Linked DNA regions of Homo sapiens: region 2 is linked to region 1. Evidence: chromatin contacts called from ENCODE Hi-C or POLR2A ChIA-PET data. All regions are on one chromosome and are shown on one strand. Each heading gives the region's core, a stretch centred on a gene start or an enhancer-like site at or near the end of the contact. The rest is flanking DNA. Distances are from core to core; before and after follow the strand shown. Region 1 has its middle 80 kb from the start of EYA2. Region 2 overlaps EYA2 (EYA transcriptional coactivator and phosphatase 2).

Region 1 (3,842 bases), core at 1,183-3,682:
TACTCCTTTCCCCCTCCCCAGACCCATTTCAGAAATCCGGTCCCATTTTTCTTGCCTCTGACCCTGGTGGCTGAAGTTTCTCTCAGTATCATAAAACCTGGGGTTGTAAAATTCATATTGTAACTTTAAGAGCCACATCTGTTTTAATCATTTTTTTTCCTGTTTAAAGAACACAACGGGATTTTAATGGCGGTAATAAAATGGAAAAGTTGAAGGAAATTATCACAGATTTGTAAAGCTATAACGCAGGTTCCTGGGCTCATGTGAGCAGTCAAATTACAAAGAAGTAACCCAATTGCTTTTATTGCAGGCAGATCTCTGGTTTAAGCATTTCTCTGTTTAATCTATCGATGAGGATTAGCATTTTATTCACTTCAGTGCTCATAATAGCCTTGGTACATATTACCCGATAGGCCAGATTGGTGGGAATCGTGAATCTCAGAGATGCAGAGAAATCCAGAGAAATAGCATGAGGCAAAAAAATATTGGGTCTTTCAGGTCAGACAGATCTGGTTATAATCCTGAGTCCACCATGTTATCTGGATATGTGGCTTTAGGTAAAGTCCTACTTTCTCTAAACTTTGCCTTCTTTTTTTTTTTTTAAAGGTAATGATATAAAAGCAAGTTTTGCAGTGAACTTATATAAGGAAATCACTCAGCGTGAAGCCAGGCAAACAGTAGGTGCTTACTAAATGGTCACTGTCATCTGGTTCTCCTTCGGATGAGTAAGCTATTTGAAGCAGCCACTGGTGCTGCTCCTTCTCCATCCTCTTGTACTGTCTTCCTCTCACCAAAAACGCTTACTGCAAACACCTGCACTTCTCCACCTGAGGCACTTTTTCTGGCCCTGGGAGCATGCTTGGCCCATGTTCAGAGCAAGCCAGAAGTGCTGTTGGGTTAATACCCCAGAAGCAGCCCTCAACCAATCAATTCGAGGGTGGAGGATAAATACCTCCACTCCCTCTCCCCACAGGTGGGATCACTCTGAGGCACATATTTTGTGCTGCCTCCCCAAGCACCCCAGTGAGATTAAGCTCTATTTGCTCACGCTGAAAACCTGCTTGGTGATATACTCTGTATTGCTTTCCTTTTCTTCTGCGTCTTACGTACAAGAAGAAAGAGATGAGGAGGAGTAGGTGAGGGATAGCAAATGGTCCCTAGATGCTCTAGTGACTTTTAATTGCCAGTATCTGCATCTTTACCTGGGTTTTTTTCCCTGAAACTGGAAGGACTTGCTGCTGGCTGGAAGAAGTGCCCACGATTTAACACTGCACACTCCTCCCCAGTACATCTCAACCAATGACTCTCAGGAGTTAGCGTATCAATATCCCAGCTCCCTCGAAGTGTAGACGGAATAATTCTGAGCTGTGTGCTTTGCACTCTTTCCCAGAGTTTGTTGGAGGGATGAAGCTGTCTGTGGTCACCTGTTGTGGTGGCTGACTTGATAAGGCACACTGTATCTGCTGACTTTTCTCCTCTGTCTTCTTCAATGCTTCTCCTTGAACCGTCACCTCTCATCTCTTAAATAAGCTACGTACCCTTGAATCCCTTTCTCAGTGATTGCTTTCAGGAAAACTGAAATTTGAGACATCTCTGATATTTGAGTGATGACGAGAAGTCAGGTATGAAAAGAATTGGGTAAGAGTGGAATAAAAATGGTGCATAGATGTTTTTATTTATTTATTTTTTTGTGCGATGCCACTTTGTGAGATGTGGAAGATATAGGGGAAATGGGAAGGAACTGAAGATCAGAGGGTCATTGTTAAGAGCACGGACTCTGGAGCCAGACCCTTGGGTACATGTCCCAGCACTGCCATTTAACATCTGCAGGAACTTAGGCAAGCCACTGAGTCCCTTAATGCCTCGATTTCTTTATCTGTAAAATGAAACTAAAAGCTGTACTTCAGAGGGTCGTGATGAGGACTGAGTGAGTTACAATATGTAAAGCACTTATAACAGTGCCTTGTGCAGTAAACACTATTATTATTATTACTAGTGGTTTTGTTATTAGTATTACTGCTTTAGACATGTTAAGATTGAGATGCCTATTGACATCCAATTATATCTGGCCCAAGTGCTCCCAAGTCTCTGGGGACAATGTGGTGAGATAATAACAGACATGAAAGAGTCTTGGAAACTCTTTGTTTACCCGTCTGTCTGCCCCTTTGAGCTCCAGAGACCATGACTAACTCGCCTCGGTCCCAGGCTTTGACTCAGGGCTGATCAGAGCAGTGACTCAGGGTAGCCACTGAGGATGTAAATAAAGGAAGGAATGGAGCAGGTCTTGCTGGCCACAGGTAAGGGAACATTCATGAGATTATTTCTGCAGGGGTCCCAGATCTAGTCCATCGAGGAGCTGCTGTCATTGCCCCAAGGCAGCTCTAGAGTTTTTAGAGTTTGTCTACCCCAGAGTTAAAAGGTTTTCCTGAGAATGAAGTGCTGGGGCTTTGCAGATCTGAGATAAGGCAGCTCTTAGAGTCTGCAGTAACCTGAGCTGCCCAGGCTTGGCAGAGGCATCTGGGAAGCTCTCACAAGAAAGGGAGGACAGAAAGCCAGCCCAGGTAGGCATACCAGCTCCTGGCTCCTCCCAGATGAAGGCCCAAATGTGGGGATAATGACCCTCTGCTGAGCAGCTTAATCCCAAAAGGTGCTTGAAAAAATGGAGCCTGCTGTCAGTGGAAGCATCAATTGGTGCCACCCTCTGCAAAGGCAAATTAACGATACCAGCACCTTGTTGAGTCATTTTGAAGCCTGAGGCCAAAGGGAAAATGTGCAGCCTTCATATATATGACTTTAAAAAATTATTAATATTATTATTATTATTTGAGACGGAGTCTCACTCTGTCACCCAGGTTGGAGTGCAGTGGCGCGATCTCAGCTCACTGCAACCTCTGCCACCCGAGTTCAAGTGATTCTCCTGCCTCCGCCTCCTGAGTAGCTGTGATTATAGCCACTTGCCACCACGCCCGGCTAATTTTTTTTTTTTTTTTTTTTTTTTTTTAGTAGAGACGGGGTTTCACCATGTTGGTCAGGCTGGTCCTGAACTCCTGACTTCATGATCCGCCCCCACCTTGGCCTCCCAAAGTTCTAGGATTACAGGCATGAGCCACTGCACCCAGCCTTATTATTATTATTATTATTATTATTATCATTGAGACAGGATCTCACTGTGTCACCTAGGCTGGAGTTCAGTGGCTCGATCTTAGCTCACTGAAGCCTCGAGCTCCCAGGCTCAAGCGATCCTCCTGCCTCAGCCTCCTGAGTAGCTGGAACTACAGACATTCGCAACCATGCCCGGCTAGCCTCATACATATAAATAATCTATTTTTTCACAGTTAAATTCTTTCCAGGAGTAGATTTTGAAAATATTAGCGATGAGTTTGCTTCCATTAAACCCAGCAAAGTAAAATTGATACAAATTCTGTTTGGGGTATAAATAAAATAAAACATAAGTAATGCTGTGAGTTTTAATACACTTACTTCTAACTTTTCAGTGTATATTTTTCAACTACTTCAACGATTTGGGAGAAAATTACCATTAAAGAATACATTAAAATATGTATATGAAGGCACGTTTTTCCTTTGGCCACAGGCTCAACAAAGCCAGTATGACACTGTCAGATGCTGTCTTTAAAACGTTGATATTTTGCTCATTATGGATGGTTTTTAGCATTAATTTTGATTTTTAAAAATATTGCATTAAGATACAATTTATCTTGATTACTGAGTTTTTGGGGCATCCTCTTAAATTTTGTGCCTGAATGCTTCACTCACCTCACCCTACTTCTGATCCTGCTTGTGCCAGACCATAAGGGGCCTTATCCAGCAGATACCACCCCTCA
Region 2 (4,124 bases), core at 1,599-4,098, 330 kb before region 1:
CATCTCTTCCATCATAAGGCCAATGCGCACGGACGTCGTGGTGTCCTGCGAGGCAGAGAAGGGGAAAATCACATGCACGCGGAGCCTGAGGAATCTTAGCTACCCTTTTGGTCCCATTCCACTGCCGAAAAGCAGTTTTGGTTTTTCCTCATCTGCTCGGCTCACGCGTGGCCTAAAATGAGTCTCTGTGTGAGGCCGGTGTGATAATCATGTTGTACAGCTTCCGGGATCTCACTTCCAGTTTTCACCATTTCTTTTTACCCTTTCCAGTATTTAAATCTCCTGGAAAATGACCCTGGGATTGCAACAGTGTTCAGCGTTGCAAGGACACTTATCACAGATATGATATGGCTGTAATAAAACAGGGCCTCCTGGCAAATGCATGTTTTCAGGGGTTGCCCCCAACACATTTTTGTTTTCAGGGAGGTCTGGAAGATTTCAGTATAAACTACTGGGAGAGTTGGGATGTTGAGTCTCTCTCTCCAACAATCTCTCTAGGCACACTGCCTTACTCCCTCCTCTTGATATTTAAAAAAATCCCTGTTATCCAACAATAGAGGGTTAATGATAAAAACACACAAACACAAAGGCACTATGGTACATTCATAGGAGGGAAAACTAGGCAGCCATTATACAAACGAAGTCATTCTGGAGTTACTGATATGAAACTGTCATCAAGAGATACAGTACTAAGTAACAAAAGCAAGCTGCAACACAGCATAACGTATGAATTTGCACACTTGTGCAATGAAAGTGCCTCCTTTCTGTATACACAGTGTGGTAGACTGTACTGCTGTTCACCCATATTTGGGGTCCCTCCCTGAGGTGCTTCTCCCTGCAAAAGGAGGACATGTAGCAGGGGTTGGCAAGCTGCAGCCCCCACGCCATACCTGGCCTGCTGCTTGTTTTTGTATGACTAATGAGTTAAGAATGGTTTTTACATTTTTTTAGAAAATCAGTGTATTGTCTACACTGTACTACAAAGTCAGAGGTGAGTAGACTGTGTGTCCCACAAAGCCTAAAATATTTACCATCCAGCCGCTGACACATACCCTCCCTGTTCAATTCAGGTTATGATTGATTAATATTGGGAGGACATGAAGAGAACGTTTGCATATGTGTGATGGGGTCAAGGGTGAGAAAAGAGAGCTCAATTCTTCTATTTTGGGAAGCAAGAGATCATACCTACAACTGAAAAAACATACTTCTTGTATGTGCTACAAGAAGGAGCACATACGCATGTTACTTAGAAATTGGACCATGCAACTTGCTTTGGCCAGTGATATGTGGGCAAAAGTTATGTTTCACTTTTGATCAGAAGTTTTTAGGAGCCAGTGCACACTTCCCCATGCACTCTCTTTTCTCACTTCACAAGGCTGCAAGTATTCTGGATATTTATTCTGTTAGCCTGGAAGGCAGCTATGTTCACCAATGCCCACACATATTCTGTTGGCTTGGGTTCCAGAATAAAGATGATGTGGATCAGAGATACAGCTGACCACAATGGACATGTATCATAAATGAGAAGTAGATGAGATTTTGGGGATGTTTGTTACTGCAGCATGCCCTTACCTATCCTAACCGATACACATGGAAAATATGCAGCACAATGGTTTCCACCCCTGGATACATATTGTGATGCTCTGAGAAGCCTTTAAAAATCCTGATGCCCAGGCTGCTCTCCAGACCAATAAAATCAGAATTGCTGACAGCAGGGTCCAGGCACCAAGAAGTTTAAAGCTCCCCAGGTGATTTCAATATGCAGTCAAGGTTAAGAACCACTAGTCTAGATTTCAATATGCAGTCAAGGTTAAGAACCACTAGTCTAGGAGGATATAAAACACACTGTTAATAATATTCCTGGCTAATATTCCTGGCTAATATCTATGAAGTGCTTTCTCTGTGCCACTTTATAAGTATTAACTCATTTAATCCCCACCAAACTCTGTGAGGTGAACACTATTATTTTTCCATTGCTATGGTTTGGATTTGGTTTGTTCCTGTCACAACTCGTGTTGAAATTTGATCTCCAATGTGGCAGTGTTGGGAGGTAAGGCCTAGTAGGAGGTGTTTGGGTCATGAATAGATTAATGCCTTCCCATGAGAGTCAGTGAATTCTCAGTCTCTCAGGAATAGATTAGTTTCCAAGAGTGTGAGTTGTTAAAAGAGTTGACTTCCTCTCTCCCCATGTGATCTTTGCACACGTTGACTCCCCTTCCACTTTCCACCATGAATGGAAGCAGCTTGAGGCCCTCACCAGGTACAGCTACCCAATCTTGAACTTGCCGATCCCCAGAATCATAAGTCAAATAAACCCCTTTTCTTTATAAATTATCCAGCCTCAGGTACTCTATTATAGCAACACTAAATGGACTAAAACACCCATTTTATAGATGAGAAAATGGAGGCATACAAAGGTTAGGCAACTTGTTCAAGGCCATACAAGCTAACAAATGCTGAGATTAGAACATAGGTAATCTGGTTCTGGAACAACACTGCTTCTGAGGACTCAAAGGGGCTGAGTTGGGAGAGGAGCGACAGGGGCCTTGTCCCCTTGCTCCATACAGTCCTTTTCCTGTTTAAATTTTTCACTGGAGGCTATATTATTTCTATTATAAAAATAAATAATTAAGGACATAAACCCTTTTTGACCCTTAAAAAAAAAGAAAGAAAAAAATGCAGCTGGTGATCTCAGCTTCACACACACAACTGTGAAGAATCAGGCCCAGGAACACAGCCATTAGGCAAAACACTTCATCAAGGCCCCGAGAGCCAAAGCTTAGCACTCTTGGTCCTGGCTGGAAGTCGATGGGGCAGGGTACTCAGTGAAAAATGAAGAGCAAATGAGGAAAACAAACTTCTCAGGGCCTAGGAGGGAATCGTGTGTGACCTGGGAAAAGGTTTTGCATTACTCATATCCAAAGCATTTCACCTCTGCACAATCACACACTCCTCTTTGACGGAGCAATTCGTGCACCTAATCACTGATTACCAACCCTCCATGTACTGGACAAGAAGCAAGAAGGAGCTGCCACCCAGACTTGTTTGCTGAAAGGATTTATTCTGAAAGTTGTCACCTCCCAGGCCAGCACACAGAGAAGGAAAAGTAATTATTGCATACCAAATGACTTCTCTGTGAAGAGTATTTATATAGTTGTAAGAAGGCAAATACCGCATATTGGTAAAGCTCAAGTTATGATTGACTGATACTGGGAAGACATGAAGAGAAAGTTTGCATGTGTGTGTTGGGGTCAAGGGTGAGAAAAGAGAGCTCAATTAGTATATTTTGGGAAGCCAGAGATCATGCCTACAATGGGGGGAAAAAAAGAATCAAGAAGTAGCACCTAAGGATGTTACTTAGAAATTTGGGAGTGAGGCTGGGTGCAGTGGCTCACACCTGTAATCCAGTGCTTTGGGAGGCCGAGGCGGGTAGATCATTTGAGGTCAGGAGTTCGAGACCAGCCTGACCAACATGGAGAAACCCCGTCTCCACTAAAAGTACAAAAATTAGCCGGGTGTGGTGGCGCATGCCTGTAATCCCAGCTATTCGGGAGGCTGAGGCAGAATTGCTTGAACCCAGGAGGAGGAGGTTGTGGTGAGCCGAGATTGTGCCACTGCACTCCAGCCTGGGCAACAAGAGTGAAACTCCGTACCAAAAAAATAAAATAAAATAAAAATAATTTGGAGGTTACATTTTTAAAGGCAGCAGCAAGAGTTGTTGCCCCTGGGCAGGAAAAAAGGGTGGTGGGCAGTCACTGAGGACTGCTGTTTTCCATATATATTCCTTTGTAGAACTATGAATATTAAACTATAGGCATATATTTCTTGGATTAACAATTTAAAAATAACAGGCAACATACTCAGTAATTCCACTTTTCATTATCTATCCTACAGAAAATCTCATACACATGAGCAAGGGGACATATCGAAGATGTTCATTACAGAATTGTTAGTAAATAGCAAAAGATTGGGAATAATTTAGCTATCACTTCAAAGCAGACTTGAAAAATGAAATGTGGTCTATTCATACAATGGGAAATGAAATTTCAATGGAAGGAAATGCACCAGATCTCCATGTATTAACAGGGACACATCAAAAAATACACTGGAGTGAAAAAAAGTTT

Evidence for each region. Hi-C counts contacts between places; a loop is a spot of excess contacts on that map. ChIA-PET counts read pairs that join two places held with the same protein, here RNA polymerase II (POLR2A).
Region 2: a loop to region 1 is called in a map of PC-9, with 2.0 times the contacts of the local background. The contact joins two enhancer-like sites. A Hi-C loop is called at or near these places in 2 of 168 maps with a recorded cell type or tissue (PC-9 and chondrocyte). POLR2A ChIA-PET finds 5 or more read pairs at or near these places in 2 of 52 experiments (WTC11 and activated naive CD4-positive, alpha-beta T cell).

Annotation. Positions count from the first base shown.
Region 1 is chr20:46,813,406-46,817,247 of GRCh38, reverse strand. No RefSeq gene overlaps it. Among named protein-coding and RNA genes, the nearest start is that of EYA2, 80 kb to the left of the region's middle. Within about 2 kb of position 2,432, at least 3 of the 41 ENCODE cell types and tissues checked have a DNase peak (open chromatin) inside an H3K27ac peak, as active enhancers do; they include PC-9, where a contact is called at or near this core.
Region 2 is chr20:47,138,980-47,143,103 of GRCh38, reverse strand. EYA2 (EYA transcriptional coactivator and phosphatase 2) reads right to left here. Exons shown (of 16, transcript NM_005244.5): 10 at 1-45. Among named protein-coding and RNA genes, the nearest start is that of MIR3616, 26 kb to the left of the region's middle. Within about 2 kb of position 2,848, at least 3 of the 41 ENCODE cell types and tissues checked have a DNase peak (open chromatin) inside an H3K27ac peak, as active enhancers do; they include PC-9, where a contact is called at or near this core.